2 separate regions of the Mus musculus genome follow, and region 2 is linked to region 1. A link is a loop called in an ENCODE intact Hi-C map of the cell type or tissue named here. Cell type or tissue: heart. All regions are shown on one strand. Links, peaks and the distances in the headings refer to the core of each region. The heading gives the core; the rest is flanking DNA. Region 1 overlaps Gm41053 (a long non-coding RNA gene). Region 2 has its middle 120 kb from the start of Gm31715.

Evidence for each region. A loop is a pair of places that touch in the nucleus more often than their neighbours do. Peaks named below come from ENCODE experiments on the same cell type or tissue, not always from the same donor. Only the 100,000 strongest peaks of a DNase experiment are listed, where the experiment ranks them.
Region 2: a loop joins it to region 1, with 4 times the contacts of the local background. A loop is called at or near these places in 2 of 42 quality-filtered maps.

The regions. Positions count from the first base shown.
Region 1 is chr13:107,924,006-107,932,309 of GRCm38, reverse strand. Gm41053 (a long non-coding RNA gene) reads right to left here. Exons shown (of 3, transcript XR_873936.1): 2 at 3,367-3,482; 3 at 2,263-2,472. Among named protein-coding and RNA genes, the nearest start is that of Gm41053, 4.7 kb to the right of the region's middle. In heart, for the core only: a CTCF peak has its summit at 4,292 (motif pointing right); no DNase peak of the experiment used is centred there; H3K27me3 peaks cover 2,212 bases.
Region 2 is chr13:107,322,452-107,330,755 of GRCm38, reverse strand. No RefSeq gene overlaps it. Among named protein-coding and RNA genes, the nearest start is that of Gm31715, 120 kb to the right of the region's middle. In heart, for the core only: a CTCF peak has its summit at 4,872 (motif pointing left); no DNase peak of the experiment used is centred there.

The DNA of each region.
Region 1 (8,304 bases), core at 2,265-7,264:
CGAAATGGTTTACCGTATGGCGAGGCAACAAAAAGTGATGGAGTGGAAACTGGTGCACCTGGCTTTGAGCTCCTCCACGGATGTGTTTGAAGGGTAGACTGTCCCTTGCATAGTTTCTGCCTCAGTTTCCTTTTCAGGAGAGTGGAAAATTAGAACCTCAGGATTTTAGAGTCGGGTTCACTCTGAATGTTGGATGTACGGATATCCTCTGAGACTTCAGGGTTACCAAGTCCAGCCTCCCCTCCCCTGGGTTTTCTCTCTAAGTGGAAAGGCAACTTACCTTGGCTTTGTTTCTAATGTTAAAAGGCTTCCACCATCAGTGAGGATTTGAAATATTCCGTTGCTCCTATTATGTCATATTCTTTAACTAGCCAACTTTCCCTACAGTTTACAACTTGTGTCAGACCCCAGGAAGATTTGCTTTTAGATTTTTTTTTCCCTGTGAACAAAACAAGTCATAAAACTAGATTTATATTATGGTTTCCTTACAGTTGCATTTCACCCCAAGTTTCTTAAATCAAGGAATTGACTAACATAATGGCCAAATGAATAAAACAGGGCAGCAATGAATGACTGCCTTTAGCAAACCGAGAGGAGCCTGATTATTTAAATATTCCTGGGTATATTAAGTGGAGCGAAAGGCTTAGAATCAAAAGTGAGAGGAATAGGCGGCAGAGTAAAAAAAAAAAAATGCCACCAAGCTGTAAATAAAATATGAAACTGGCTCAGAAAGGAAGCCTTACTGCGAAGTCAAACAGTGATGTATGGTCCATAATTGTGGGACGTTTGTAAAAGGTGACATGACACCTGTCAATTATCCATAGCAGCCAGGAAATGTAGATTACATGAATAATTCAGGAACCCAGTGCCCTTTGTTGCTAAGCTGTCCAAGCCCAGATCCATAAAGCGACTACTGATATGAAAGAGAAAAGGATGTTTCAATGGCAAGGGCCTTACGTTTGCGCGGAGATGTCTTCAGGGCGGGTTCTTTAGACTGCTGTGTTCCAGTTTTGTACTGGTAGCTGAATAATTAACAGATGGGACTTTTTCATGTGTGACAAAAGCTGGGGTTTGGGCTCTAGAAACTTTGTATATCCTACGAGAATATGTAGGATCATAAATATATTATTATGTATCTTAATCATCTTACCTTCCCAAATAGCGTGTGCTCTTTTTAAAAAGAATATTTCAGGACTGGGTGTGATGTTATGTGCCTGTCATCCTATCACTGAAGATATGGAGGCAGGAGGATCAGAAGTTCAAGGTCACCTGGGCTGAGAGTGAACCTGTTTCAAAACAAACAAACAAACAAACATGCAAACAAACACACACAAATAACCATTAACTGTGTAAGATTATCGGGTATAAGTGATAACAATATTTGTATGTAACAGGTAATTATCACATAAAATCTCTGAAAAAGGCCAAGTCTGAGCTTTTACTATAGATTCATGGAATTGAAGAATATTATATTTGGAAGGTCACTTAGAGGCAGCCTAGCAGTGGTTCCCAGAAGCCAGTGAAAAAGGCTAATGGCATAGCCCAGTGTATCCAATGCACAGCAGCATGTGGAAAGGCAAAACAACTACACAAAGTATCTTGTCTGGAACTCATTGGAACCCTGTAAGGAAACCTTTTAAAAAGAGCACATGCTATTTGGGAAGGTAAGATGATTAAGATACATAATAATATATTTATGATCCTGCATATTCTCGTAGGATATACAAAGTTTCTAGAGCCCAAACCCCAGCTTTTGTCACACATGAAAAAGTCCCATCTGTTAATTATTCAGTGGCAACCCAAGCAGGGGAAAAAACTTCCTTTTTTATCTTCACTAACTTTTAGGGGTAGTAGTTAGGATTGTAGATGACTAGAGTCAGCCTATTTAGTAATCCCTACTCTGTATCTATATGATGCATCCATTTCAAAGATGAGGCAAACGAGGTTCCAGAGAGATGAAGGGACTTGCTGAAGCCACAGAACCTGGCAGTGGTGAAGCTTGAAGGCAGCCTCAGACTCACATGCAAGACATACACACACGTACAACTGTTCAAGACAGCTTGACTGCCCAGGCCCGTGAGCATCCAGGACTTAGAGAAATACCATGTCTGTGGCTCTCAGAACCTGACAAGATAGCTAGAGAAAGGGAAATTATTTCATGTGTGACTGGAGCCAGAAGCCTCCTCTTTTTCCATCTCCTCCACAGCCATGTTAAGCACAAGGCCAGGGTCATAGGTCAGAGTTCAGAGAGAAGGTGGGGCCTTGGGATGCCCAGGGGACCAGGCAGGGAGTCACAGGGAACTGGATGGGGCCACTCCTCTCCTTTCATCCGTCTGCTTCCCTGGGCTACTGTAGGAGAAGCCTCATTGAAGTCAACAACAGAGGTGGTAAATTTGGGTGCATGCCCAGCCAACACTCTGGGGACAATTTTCCCACCTCCACAAAGATTGTTGGTTCCTTGTAGCTTCTTTCCTGCAGAGAAAGAAAGCAAAAACCTGGTTCCATTTCAGAATTTAAACACAGGAAAGAATGTTTTGTTACTATGTAGAGCCTCCCCCCATTTCCCATAGACCCATGACTTTCTTTCTCAATTTAGGCTTATTTTCAGGTGACCTCTGACCCTCTCTGGGATGTGCTGTGTACATCCACTGCACAGCGTTGGCACAGGCTTTCTCTATTGCTTGCCATTTTCCTGTAAGCCGGTAGTTTAGAGCAGTTTGGCTTTTAAAAAGGCTAACCTATCAGGACATGCAACGGGAAGGGGACGACACACGACACAGAGTACAGGGCAGCTAAACCTGGAGCTTTCTGTCTTTGCTATCAATCATCATGCGTAGAATGGATATATAATGAATTCTGCATAGAGATAATAGGACATTTTGGGTTTATTGTAAAGAGCTGAGGTTGAAAGGTCTCTATTTTGATTCTGGCAGTCGCAACTAAAGTAAAGCAGAAGATAGCGGGACATCTTGATGCTAAGGCTGCTTTGAGACCGCTTCTCTCAGTCCATATGTCACAGTATCCCTTTGACTGCAAAGCTGGGAGTTTCTTCCAACAAATGGATGTAGTTATTAAATGAGCCAATGATGGTCTAAACTAATTAATGCCATTCTAATAATGCTTAAATGTCTCTCAAGAGAAACCTGGAAAGCTCTTTCATAGAAAGAAACTAGAGGAGCGTGAGTGGCGAATGAGTGTCTCAGTAAATGAATTTACCTTCCCGAACCACAGGTTCATTGGTTAGGATGTGAGTTTTACAATGAAGGAAACAGGGTCTGTCTACGGGATGTTCATGACTAAGAATTTACCTGTCTGCCTGGCAAAGCCCTGGACTTTCCAGAAAACTGGGATGAAACAAGGGCTTACTCATGAGGTCTTCACCAGTGCACACGAGACCAGAGCTGGATGAGAGGTGAGAAGCTGAGCACAGAGGAACACCCCGAGCAGGAGGAATGGCCAAGCCAATGCTGAGGACCACCACACTGAAGAAATAGAAACAAAACACTCACTTAACGTGTTGAATAGCTTTACATCAACTTGATCCCAGCCAAAGTCATCTGAGAGGGGGGAACCACAATTAAGAAGATGTCTCCATATAATTAGGCTGTAGGAAGCTTGTGGGGCATTTTCTTAATTAGTGATTGATGGGGGAGGGCCTAGCCCATTGTGGGAGGGGCCATCTTTGAGTCCTGGGTTGGCCTGGGTTCTATAAGATGGTCCCGGGTTCTATAAGAGAGTGAGATGTGAAGGACACAGGGAGCAAACCAGTAAGCAGCATCCCTCCATGGCCTCTGCATCAGTTTCTGTCTCCAGGTGCCTGCCCTGCTGAGTTCTTGTCCTGACCTCCTACAATGGTTGACAGTGACATGGAAGTGTGAGCCAAATAAACTCTTTCCTCCCCCAGTTTGATTTTTGGTCACGGTGTTTCATCGCAACAATGAGAGTCTCAGCAAAGCCTTGGAAACTGACTCAGAGGATCCCACAATTCATCACTGTAAGCACGGGCAGAGATGCTGTCTGTAACACCTGATGCCCAGTTAACTTGGATTTTCAGACAAACCATTAATACGCAGGCGGATTTCTGAGTTCGAGGCCAGCCTGGTCTACAGAGTGACTTCCAGGACAGGCAGGGCTACACAGAGAAATCCTGTCTCAAAAAACCAAAAAAAAAAAAAAAAAGAGTTAACTGTTTTAGCTAAGGTCTCTACTGCTGGATCAGAGAGCACTTGTCTATGGCTCCTTCAGGAGGCTGGCCAGCGTAGAGGCCATCCAGAGTAGATGGCTGACACAAGGGGGCAGAGTGGAGGCTGTAGCCACGAGCTTCCATCTTAGATCTGGGGTGTCCCAGCTTGAATCACACAGCTCTGCCACTATCAAAGGGCTCCGAGTCTTAGTCTACTTATTAAAAAGACAAATGGAGATTAAAAACAAAACAAAATAAATGAACAAAACCGTTCACAACATAGAATTCTGATGTGAATGAAAAGTACTTATATAAAGTTTTTAGAATGGCTCTTGGGACAGCCGGAATATCTGCTGTAGATATTCCAACCACGGAAGCTTGGCAGACGCATGTGCCTTCAACACCTGGCAACGGCACTGCCAGATTCTTCTGATTAGCTTGAAATGCATACATTTTCCCCATTGATAAGGCTCTGCTCTAGCAGCAGCTCCTTTATTCTGTTGTTTTTCAGCACCGATGAGAATCATGTTCTGCTTTGAAGCATGTCCTTTTATACGATCAGGGGGGAAATGTTTTCCACACTAAACATGTGGTTTCCCCCTTCAGAGACAGATAGATTCCCTGAGCTTCTGTCCTCCATCCATGGCCCACTCAGCTGGACACCACTGTTTGACCTAAAAGTCCTCCTGTGTGTGCATCCACAAAATAGCAAAACGAAAGTCTACTTGCTAAGGGGGCTATGAAGCCCACCACAGTGTCACAGAGTGTGCTTGTTCTCTGGCCCAATAACTTTTCAAGGGGCCTTCTGGAAATGCCCCTATTTGAAACACAGCCCCAAATCCCATAGTTTGGAAGATTCTGCTCACTGGAGGCATCCCCTTCATGTCTTGCTCTCCATGGCGTTAGGAGCTGACTCCTTGGTGCTCTTGCTGGGTCCATGACAGACTTCTGTTGTCTCTCCCCTCCCATCTTGTGTGTGTGTGTGTGTGTGTGTGTATGTTTGATGAAGAAAGAAGCCTGAGAAGGCATGTGCCTAAAGCCAATGGACATCTTAACATAGTCCTGATTTTGAAAGAATAAGTAAATAAATGGGTAAATTCACAATGACTGTTAAAAAGTGCTTCTCCGATGACAAAGTGCCATGAAAAATGTGGCTTATTACTGAAGGCTGACAATTTTATTGCTGTTGTACAATTCTCCTGCCCTGTAGGACACTGTACACGGAACGGTTTGCATTTATTTTTGCAGATGGAAAGATTCTCTCGGTCATGTTCATATTCCTTCTTCTTTTGAAATAGAACCTTCCAGTAGCTTTACCTGAAAAACGTGTTTGTGAGGATGAGAAGGGTGCAGTAAAAAAAAAACAAAAACAAAAACAAAAAAACCTACACAGAACATAAGAGCTTCAGGAAACCAAAGAAACATCCAGATAAGATGTATATCATAAACCTGCTCTATGAAAAGCTGGGTTTCCACAGAATGTATACCAAAGTGACCACTGTGAGTCATTTCAACACTTGGGCCTCCATGTTCTGTGGGTGCCTTCAGCTTGTCTGCCGATATAATTGTGAGAGATCTGAAGCCTGGAAAGAGAGATCAGTGGACAAAGAGGTTCCTATGGAAATGAGTTTGAATTTTCAGCACCCAGGTAGAATGCCAGGTTTGACCCCAAACATCTACAACCTCAGTTGTAGTTCCTTCTCACAGAGAAAGAGACAGGCGGATCCCTCGAGCTTGCTGGCTAGGCAGTTTAGCTGAAATGGCAAGATCTAGATTCATCAAAGAAACCTGTCTCCAAAAATAATACAGAGAGCAATAAAACACAACACAACAGAAACCAACCAACAAACAAACAACTGTGGAAAGAAATTGAAGAAGACATAGTGATATGTCAATATACATCTCAGCAAGCACATGTGAATTAACATAATATGTTCCTGTACACACTCCCCACACACGGGGCTGGGAGCAGAGAGAGTGGGGGCAGGGAGGGAGGTGGAGAGACTGGTAAAATGATGTGTGGCGCAGAGAAGAACCATTTGAAGAGAGGGAAAGGGGTCTGACTCTGTGCTTTGTGGTGTCAATGGATATAGCTTTCCAAGACACAGGAGAGAAAACAACTCAGAAAAAAACTAGGCAAGGCAAAGAGACCGAGCACAAGCGCGGCGGGTACTAAAAGTGAAAAGAAGATCAAACAAGGAGGCTGGTTAAGTGAGGGCCAAGCCTCCAGCTTCTAGAGGGCCAATGATGGGTGGGTGGTTCACGGCATGCCCAAGTCTGTCTGCTGTTGGTGCAGAGGACCACAGGCCCCAGCACCAGGCAGGCCCTTTCTCCACTCGGGTGACACAACACACATGTGAGGATTGTAAGACGAGGCCCTTAGGGCTCTGCTCACAATAAAAACATTGTTTGAGCCCTTGACACATGACTCAGGGTGCATTGTATGTCTGACTGAAAAAAAAAAAAAAACCCGATGAGCTGTACCTACAAGCACTAACGTGTTGGCCAAGTTGAAAGTGGTGTCCTGTTACATAAGAACTACAAATACCTGGGCGCAAGCACCTTGTATGGGGCAGGCTGAACCCCTGGAGAGAGAGTGCCAGCCTCTCCACTGCCAGCTGAGAATCACCGTGCTTGGACTGGGTGTTTCGTTTTTGTTTTTAACCCAAGCTTTTTGGCAATGAGTCCTGAATGCCAAGTGGGGCCCCTGAACCCTGCCTGGCACAGGACTGTATTTTATAACATTATTCCTGTTTCTTCTCTTTTTGAAAACAAACAAACAAAAAAAGAGGTGGATAACAAAATAGGGGAAAGGAAAGAGTAATTAAAACACGTTTGTGCAAAACACTTGTGTGCTAAGCCTGCAAGAGATTGTTAAAAAACAAAACAAAACAAAACAAACAAAGACCAAAAGAAAAAGAAAAGAGCTTCTACCTAAATATAGGTTCAAATCTTGGTTTCGTCATGCTTTAGCTGTGGGTTCCCTGATAATTGTTCAATGTTCCTGAGCCTTAATTTTTTCATCTGTAAAATGGGCACAACAACATTACCAACCCCCAAGAGTTCATGTGAGAGCATGTGAGATATTCACAAAAAATGGAGCTTGGCTTCACACGCAGTGCCTGGAGCCTTGAAGACATTAGCAAGGATTACCCATACAATAAGGGAGTTGCCCCCCTCCAGTTCCCTCCAGGGATGCTAAGACTGAAAGAAAATATCAGCAAGATAGCGTCTTGAACAATACCCATTCCCTGCTGGGGGTAGGGTAGTGTACTGTCTGACAACACTGAGCATGGGGTTGGAAGTTTAGACTCATCTCACTACTTAAGACTCGAGGAAGGTTAAATCCTGCCCAGTGTGTCTTCCCTTCCAGCCCAATAGATATTCCCCTTACTCCACTTTCTGCCTGCAGCAAGAAGGCTGAGACCCTCTATGGGTTGTGGGAGTAACTCCTGTTTCCACTGGTCTGCGATCCAGCAGACTGACTGAGCAAGGAAAAGAAAGATGGTGACACACTCCTGTTATCCCACACTTGGGAGGTTGAAGCACGAAGGTCAAGAGTTCAAAGCTAACTTAGGCTACATTTTAAGGCTGGGTCTCAAGGGAAAATGAAGAGTAAAGAAAAACAGAAACAAACAAACAAAGAAACATATTCACTTCTGCAGAGACCATGTCCCATATATACTAGAGGAAAACTGGACAAATTCCTCTACTGTTTGGCCTGAGGACTGTGAGCACAGTTTTAAAAAAATATTAAAAATAACTAAAATAAAAATAGTGTTGAAATTGTAAACAATCCAGAGGAAAATAAATAGAAAAGTTAATCAATTCTAACTTATAAGTATTATTATTAGCATTGTATTTTTCTTGTCTAATATTCTGCCTGTGTACATTAAGTAAAATATATGTATCTGTTTTTATAAAATACAACCAAACATGCATGCTGTCTTATGACTTCCGTCACGTGACAACCTTTTGTTTATATTTTTCCACATCATTAAAGTTTCCTCCATAATCTGCAGCTTGATTTTAATGGCTGCTTGTTTTTTCCACACTGTACAGAGCCAGCCTTCTATTGCTGCACATTTTGGCTGTTCCCGGTCCCCCCATTGTAAGTATTG
Region 2 (8,304 bases), core at 2,223-7,222, 600 kb after region 1:
AGAGACCAAGAAGCATTGTACAGCAAGATCTACCAATAAGCCTCTCTCACAGTCCCTTGAGTCCTATTTATAATCCCTCCAAGCACCATGTGTCCTTAATGGGTCTTACCTCATCACATGTCTTGCCTCAGCATGTGTGTCTGTCTTAGCAAAACTCCACGAGAGTCTGTCTCAGCTGACATCACTTTGCCACTTGGCCCAAGTCCAAGGAAGCAGCAAGATGCTGCAAGCATACCACCAGTTTTGTTTTTGTTTTTGTGTGTTTCTCTCTATGGAGTCCCAACAAATGGAGCTCAACTATGCAATATAAGGTGGACCACTACATGCCTGTTGTTATCAAAGAATTCTTCATCATGTGTCTTTTCATGTGCTTGCTTTAGAAGAACATCCTTTCACCTGTTTCTGCTTCAGGAAAGCACACCTTCACATTTGCCCTAGCAGAACATCATCCAACACAACTGACTCTCCAAAGAACCCTTAAGTTTCCACTTTAGAGGGTACATTAGCTTACACTGTGTGTGTGTGTTTGTGTGTGTGTTTAACTGAGAAAGATAAAATTATGTATATGTCAGTTATAGCCAAAAAAAGTCAGGCATCTTGGCACAATATTTTCCACTATAGTACAGTTTATATAACTAAGAAGATTATAAAACTTTTATTTTGCATCTCAGCCACTTTTTCAGCAGTATATGTAAAGTAGAAGCATAAATATATTGTTTATTTAAACTAAGCCTTTGATTGTAGTTCAGAAGTTCAAAGATTACTATAGAAAGTTGGTAAGTGGATCCCTGGGGCAATAGGAAACAGGTTTTTAAATTTTATTTATTTTATTTTTTGGATCCCATAAGACTCATTTCCAAACCCTATGGGGTTTTATCAAGCTGAGCTTTGAGTATCCTGATCTTTTCAGACTCCAATTAACTTATGCTGTTCTTTGGGTTTTAATTCTGCCCTGCCTTGCTCATCTCCAGCGAGAAGAAAACTAACATTGGAAACATGGTTTAAGCAAAGTGGTGACTGGGAAATTTCTTTTTTCAAAGGGGGGAATTGGGTTCCCAAGGGAGAGAACAAACATCCTAAGCTACTTGGACTACTACAAACAGAATCTGTGATAATGTCAAGAAGCAGAATATGGGGCAACAAGAAAGGAGGACACCTACCCAAAGAAGCAGAGGCAGCGTCTGGCCAGCCCGCTGAAAGTGAGTACATTTATAGCTCTGGGAAGAGCTGGCAAAGATAGCTTTCCTTTCCTGTCCCTCAGCCTTTCTGCCCGGGTCCACAGCTTTGTTGCACTCATTCTGTTCCTGTCAGGCAATTCTGAAGCCATTGAAAGACGATTGGTTTTTGTTCCTGGCAACCCGTAGCCACAACCAGCAAATTTAAACTCCTGGCTAGCTTCAAAGAGCAAGAGAGAACAGGGGTATCCTGCGTCCATGTGGGAGGGAGGTGACTCTGAAGTTTTCATAGAGAAGATAACCATTGCACATGGGCAGGCCAAACAGGCCTTGGAAAAAGGCCTTAGACTTGAGTCAACCATGAGTAAGAGTCTATGAGCACAGTGACTACAGCTAGTTACACGCTTAGCAAGACTTAGACTAAACATTGTGGCCTGTGTGCTTTCTCTGGTGTTTATTATATCCCATTTGTAGAAGTATCCATAACATTTTTAGAATTTTTCTGTACATGCAAGTTTATAACATTTCATTTCTATGCATGCAAATGGCCAACGTGAATCAGTGCTTACCCTAATACCCATCACTGGACGAAGCACTTGTCTTCTCTTGGTTTAATTTTACAATTGTAGAAGAAAATGCCTCATTCCAATGCTTATTTGTTGAAATAGTGTAGAGTTCTGTCATTCAGCTGATGTGAAAACCAAGGATAACTTGCCTTGGGGGTTATGCAACTAATAAACTATGGCATAATTCCACTCAGAGGTATTTTTAGGTCCCAAAGCCACGTTCTAAATCCTTACCCAGTAGAATTCTGAGAGCAAAGTTTCAAGTCTAACTCTGCTAAGCCTCAGACTCCACAGTTGGTTTAATGAGAGGTTAGGATGCTATGACTGGCCAGTTCTGGGATGGTATGGTCTCTTGAATCAAAGCTTGCTAACTTGGCAGAAAAAAAAAAGGAGTGTTCCTGGGCCTCCTCCACCCTGGCAGCTCTGCTTAAAGACACAGGGCATGTAAGGTAGTTTTGCTCTTGATAAAATGAGCCCGAGATCTATAAGCTGGCCTCAGCCTTTTGGCGAAAACTCTGAATATATGGTAACCTATATCTATATTTTTCTTCAGATACAGTGAGTCTTAGAATGTCTACCTTCTTAGAAAAGAGTCTCTCTCTAGAGTTCACGTACCAGCAACTACCTCTTTTTTCTTTTCCTATTTTTGTTTTTGGTTCTGTGGCGGGGGCTTTTTGCCTTTTCTTAAAACAATAATTCTCATAAGAGATGTAAATACTCTTTTCCCTCAATAATCTTGAGGCATGGGTTCCAGGAAGCTCATGAATACCAAAACTCATGGATGCACATGTCCCTTAAGACATATCTGCATATAATCTACAAACATCATCCTATGTTCTTAAAACTATCTCTAGATTGCTGCTAATATAGATAGTTGGCATATGATTTTCTTTAGGAAATAATGACAATGATGAAAAGGGCTTGGACACGGTTCATCTAGACCTTTTTCTCTCAATATCTTTAGTCTGTGCTTAATGGACTACGCAGGTACAAAACCTGTAAATACTGAGGCCCACATCTGCATGCTGCTACCATTTCCTCATCTCTCTCTCTCTCTCTCTCTCTCTCTCTCTCTCTCTCTCTCTCTGTGTGTGTGTGTGTGTGGGGGGTATGTCACACATGTGAGAATAGCATCCATGTGAAGACCAAGAGTTGACATTGAGCATCCCCCTCAGTCGTTCTCTCCTTCATTCACTGAGGCAGAAACTCTCATTAAACCAGAAACTTGGGATTTGACTGGTCTAGCTACACCTCTAGCCAGCATATCTTGGGGAATCTCCTTACTTCTCCTAAGCTAGGGATTATAGGCAGATCACCATGCATGCCCAGGTTTTTAAAAATCATATGTATTGAGGAATGCATGACATGTGTAGGTGTGGGAGTCACAGGTTGACCTGCAGGAGCCCATTCCTTTCCTTCAACCAACGATGTGGATGCCAGGAATCAAATACAGACAAATACTCTATGTATTCAGTCGTCTCTCCAGCCACATGCCTCCCAGTGTTCTTTTTCAATCTGCTCCAACTAGGTTTCCACTGTCAGTCAACAGAAACCTCTCTTGTCAAGCTCTCCATCACCCTCCATAACATTCTTCATCTGGCCTCTCAAGAAGTGAAACTTTAGTGGTAGGAAATGGAGAAATATAAAACAACTAATGAGTACCTAAAGACAAAAAAAATACATACTTATGGAAGGTCTTAATTGGAACTCAATAGCTGAATGTTAAAAGTATGAGTATGTATATTTTCATAAAGTCTCTTACTCTTCCAAAAGTCTCTTTTTATGGCACTGCTATTTGCTGCATTAAAAAATGGCAGTTACTTAGTATATATTTTACTTCAATAAATATACCCTCCCATTTTACTACTGCTCTATCTAATTGGAATATACACCAAGAGTATGTGAAAATGTTTAAAACTACCTAGACCAAAGGGAATCACAATGGTTTCTAGCTGCAGGAGTTCATCTGAATTGCCTTTTCCATATTCAGATAGGAAGACAGGTTAGAGAGTTAATAATGTCTGCACTGACACATAGCTGCTAAGTGGACTTGGGACTAGAAGCCATTCCTCAAAATTTGAACCCAGAGTCATCCTATTATAGCATGCTTCTTTGGTATATCTCAAAAGGTTAAAAGATTTGACACAATCACTGTTCCTCTGACTAGTCAATGCATGGTACTGACAAAACTCACTAATCTCTCTTCTTTAATCTGTCTGTTTTTAACCTGCTATGGGTGTGTTACTAGGCATTTGGCAAGTGGTCCCACATCATACTCTAGGTATGTCAGTTATAGTAATTGGGACTAAAAATGTCTTACCTTTTTAAAGAATAGATCATACTTAAAGTTACACTAATGATAACACTATTTTTATTCATCTGTAACACGCTGAGTAGCATGTACTATGGGAAACGGACTTAAATTTGGTAGGCTAGGAACTTGGCCTAATGGCCTTGTATTTCAACCCATCATCCATATTTTCCCACAAGCATGGAATGTCCACATTTAACTGTCACCTTCATGTTCAGCAAACCAATGCCTTTGAGATGATTAAGACACCTAGGAGACACTCTCACATTGCTTGGGTCATCTGGTTATTAAGCATACTAAGGGAAAAGCAGAGATTTCTTGAGAAAAGGAAACGTTGGGGATTTTCCTAATGCTCTTGGTGGGAGGACCAGTAGAGGACAAGATTTTTCATCCCACCTGGCCAAGAGCCAGCTGAGCTACCTACTAGGGAGACAGCATCACTGTGAAGTCAAAAGTTACCCCCCCCCCCCGAAAAAGCAGAGGTTGGGCCCAAAAGAGACACAAACCTCCAACCATTTCTCAAATCATGGTACCACACTGAACATTATGATAGGTTGTCTCTATATTCGTACCCAATTTTTTTCCACTATGAATTTAGCACTAACAAGGGAGTTGAGGGAGGTGCTACCACCTCCACTTTCCTGCAGGCCACAACAGCAGGTGTGCTGATTTTCAAAGGAAAGTGAAATATTTGCCAAATCATTTGGCACACTCAAACTCCAAATGTGCCAAATTACCTGTCAAACTTAAATGGCCTTTTAAAAAGAAAGACAAATGGCCTGCCCACCTTCATCTGCATGGACCCACACTGCCATCCAGTGGCTCATTGTGTCAGTCACAATGGGGCTCCATTGTCTTCCAGGGTTTGGATCCAAGCTGAACACCCTTGTCCTTGGCATTGGCTCCTTCTCTACTCAGAGCCTTTGGGGCTGAAAAAGATGCAATGAGTTGCATATAAGTTGGATTAGAAGAGAGTTGGTGCCAAGACTTGGATGTTTTGCCCATGGCATCTAAAAAGAGCGTAAGCTGCCTGTAGAATTTTCCAACCAACAGATATTCAAGTGTCTTTCTTCCACATAATCACTGACCAAGAAAAAAAAAAAAGGAAAGAAGGAAGGAAGGAAGGAAGGAAGGAAGGAAGGAAGGAAGGAAGGAAGGAAGAGAGAGAGAGAGAAAGAGAGAAGAGAGAGGGGGGAGAGAAACCCATTATCATACACAGGTGTCTGCGTTTAGCCCTATAAGCACCTTTCCCTCATGGATAACTAGGCCAAGCAGCACATGGCGATCCATTTTATTTCCACAGTGCTTATCTGTAAGTCCTTACTTGTCTAAGTTCTCCTTTAAAATACCCATTTTAATGGGCTGAACTTATCTCTGCAGTGAAGGTAAGGAGTTCCAGCCATATGAGCTTGTGGGACATATATAAAGAAGAAGAAAGTTCATAGAGGAAGGAGAAAAATGAGATAGAGAGGCAGACTCTGTAGGCTTAGATTTTTCTAAAACCTACTTTAATAAGGGTTCTTAAATGCTTTAACCTCCCTTCTAGCCCTCCACCCACCAGAGGTGGTGGAAAGGAAAGGTTAATAGAGCAAAGGAGGATGTGGACCTGTTTAGAAATAGTTCTTTTGGGTGATTCCAATCTTCATTGTCAGGATATCAGCAGTTCAGTTGACAGGAACCAGCAGCAGTAGCTTGATTCACTTGCAAACACCATTCACGAATCAGCAATGAATGTTTGATCCAGAGGAAACCATGAGGCTCTGCCAATCTGCCCAAGTCCACAGAAGGGGCAAGAAGCCCCCAGAAAATCATGAGAAGTTCTTTGGTGTAATTTTCTCTACAAAGTCATGACAAACAATGATCAGTGAAGAAGGGATGGTAAACCACATCACATCAGTAAAAACCAATGAAGAACAGCAAAGAGTGGCAAGGTAATGCCAGAATGTCATCCAGTCAAGAGAGTTATATTTGTACCCTTTCCAGACATCACATGTCCTCTCCAGTGTCCACTCCAGCAAAACACCACATGTTTGTTCTCAGCAGAACAGTTTCCCATGTGTCAGCTTCAGCAAAATATCCTCTCACACAACAGTCTCCAGAAAAGCATCACATGACACAACTGAGTCTCCAAAGAAACCAGAAACTTCCACTTCAGGATGTAATTCTCTTCTGTGTGCACAACTGTAGGTTAAGGGGTGTCACCTTTCTAACAATTGGGTTTCAATAATAAACTGTACTGTGAGCAGAGCTTCTAAAAGGAATATCGATGGTATGGTGACAGCCAAAGCTAAGAGTTGGGTTCCTTTTCAGCTAAAGGTTGTAAAATGTTTATGAGCTAAGCCGATCAAAGTTGAAATGAGAGTGAATGGCCACTAGGTTGGCTCTGAAGAGAATCATAAACAAAGATATGAACAGGAACCACAGACTGCTAAAATGTCAGCTCTGACATTAGTGTGAATTAGTGTGTGGACATCATGGTTCACCTCAGGTTCAGTTAGATCAGATCTAGGCAAGCTACTGTGCCATTTCTTCACCCATTTAAAAAGAGCCATTAAAGAAAGCTCTTTGCTTCCTAAAGAAATCAAATCCATCTAGTTCTAATTAGACCCTCTAGCTGAGGCTATGCCTTACCCCCATTTTCCTTTTTCTATTCAGTCTTATTCACTTTTAACATATTGTATATAATAATCAGAAATAAAGGAAACATATATTGTCAGCTAGACTTACATCTCCATTTTGCAGACATGGAAATTGAGACCCATTTCCCCAACTATATTTTCTAAATGAATCTAAATTTTTCTTAAAACAGAAGACATAACAGGAAAGGTAAGCTACTTTTATACTTTTCATAATAAATATTCCTGATCTGCCCCTGCCATCATCCCTCCATTCTAAATTCTTAGTTTAATACCCACAAATGAGGATAGCTTTCACCTCTCACCAAATAAATTTCTCTTTGTAACAGATGGAGATCACTGCATAAAACCACAACTGGCCAAAATTCTTCAATGTGTACATATACAACACAACTTCTACACCTAAAGCTTAGGTAATATAGAAGAAGAGGGGGTGGAAAGATTCTAAGAGCCAAAGGACCAGGAAATTTGTTGTAAAATTGTGTCTCTGAGAAATGACAGAGAAGCTGTTCCCATGATATCTAAACAATATGGCTGCCTAAGCAAGACCTGAACAAGGACATCAAGAACAAGGACAGCTCAGGCTCCTCCTGGACAAGGAACTACAAGCAACTAAGGAATGCTGGAAGTGGGAGAAAGAGTTTTACCCAGGAATTACTCCTTCCCCCTATTGGCTATCTAATACCAAGTGGTTAGATCTAAAATAGTATACATACAAGCAACCTAAACAGACTCGTGTGTGTGTGTGTGTGTGTGTGTGTGTGTGTGTGTGTGTGTATGTGAATAACAAGTCAAGAAACAGAAGCCATGAATTTGAAAGGGAGCTAGTGGAGCAGAATGGGAGAAGTTGGAGAGAGAAAAAGGAAGGAGGAAAACAATATAATTTTACTATAATTACAAATTATTTTTAAGAAATTTGGAAAACAATCTCATCTACAATAGCCTCAAAATGTATCCTGGAAAAAATTGTGAACAAAATTATTAATACCTCCTTGTTGGGAATTATTCTTTATTACTATTTTATTGCATCCCACTCGACCGGCAAGAAAGACGCAACAAACCGAAATCTTCTGCGGCAAAGCTTTATTGCTTACTTCTTCAGGAAGACCCCGAACCGGGAAAATGGCGCCGCTTATATAGCCCACAGCGTGATGTTTCAGCACCTGATATGGCATGACAGCTCCTGATTCGTTGCTCACCCATCACTCCACTATTACGCCCTGAGAATGGGCAGTGACTAGGAGTGAGTTCACTCTCGCACCTGCGTACAAGGCTTGTTTACTAGTTAGGCACAGTGGAGGCCAACGCCATCTTATAATGGCAATTGCTCATGGCACAGCTCTCCACACTATTTTAATAATTTACACATTTAATCATTCTGTTAGCTTCTCAAGACATACCATATTAGCATCTTGAAGAGTCAGTGTAGGGTTAAATAAGGTTCATGTTACGGTTAAATAAGTCAATAAGGAAGGGTTAAATCAAATGGTCACTGAAGAGGGCAAGCTTTAAAAATAGGGAGGGGGAGGAAATATACCCAAACTTCTTATCAATAAGTAACATAATCTAAGAATTTGGCAGACCAAAAAGATGGTATAATTATACTACCTTCCCCC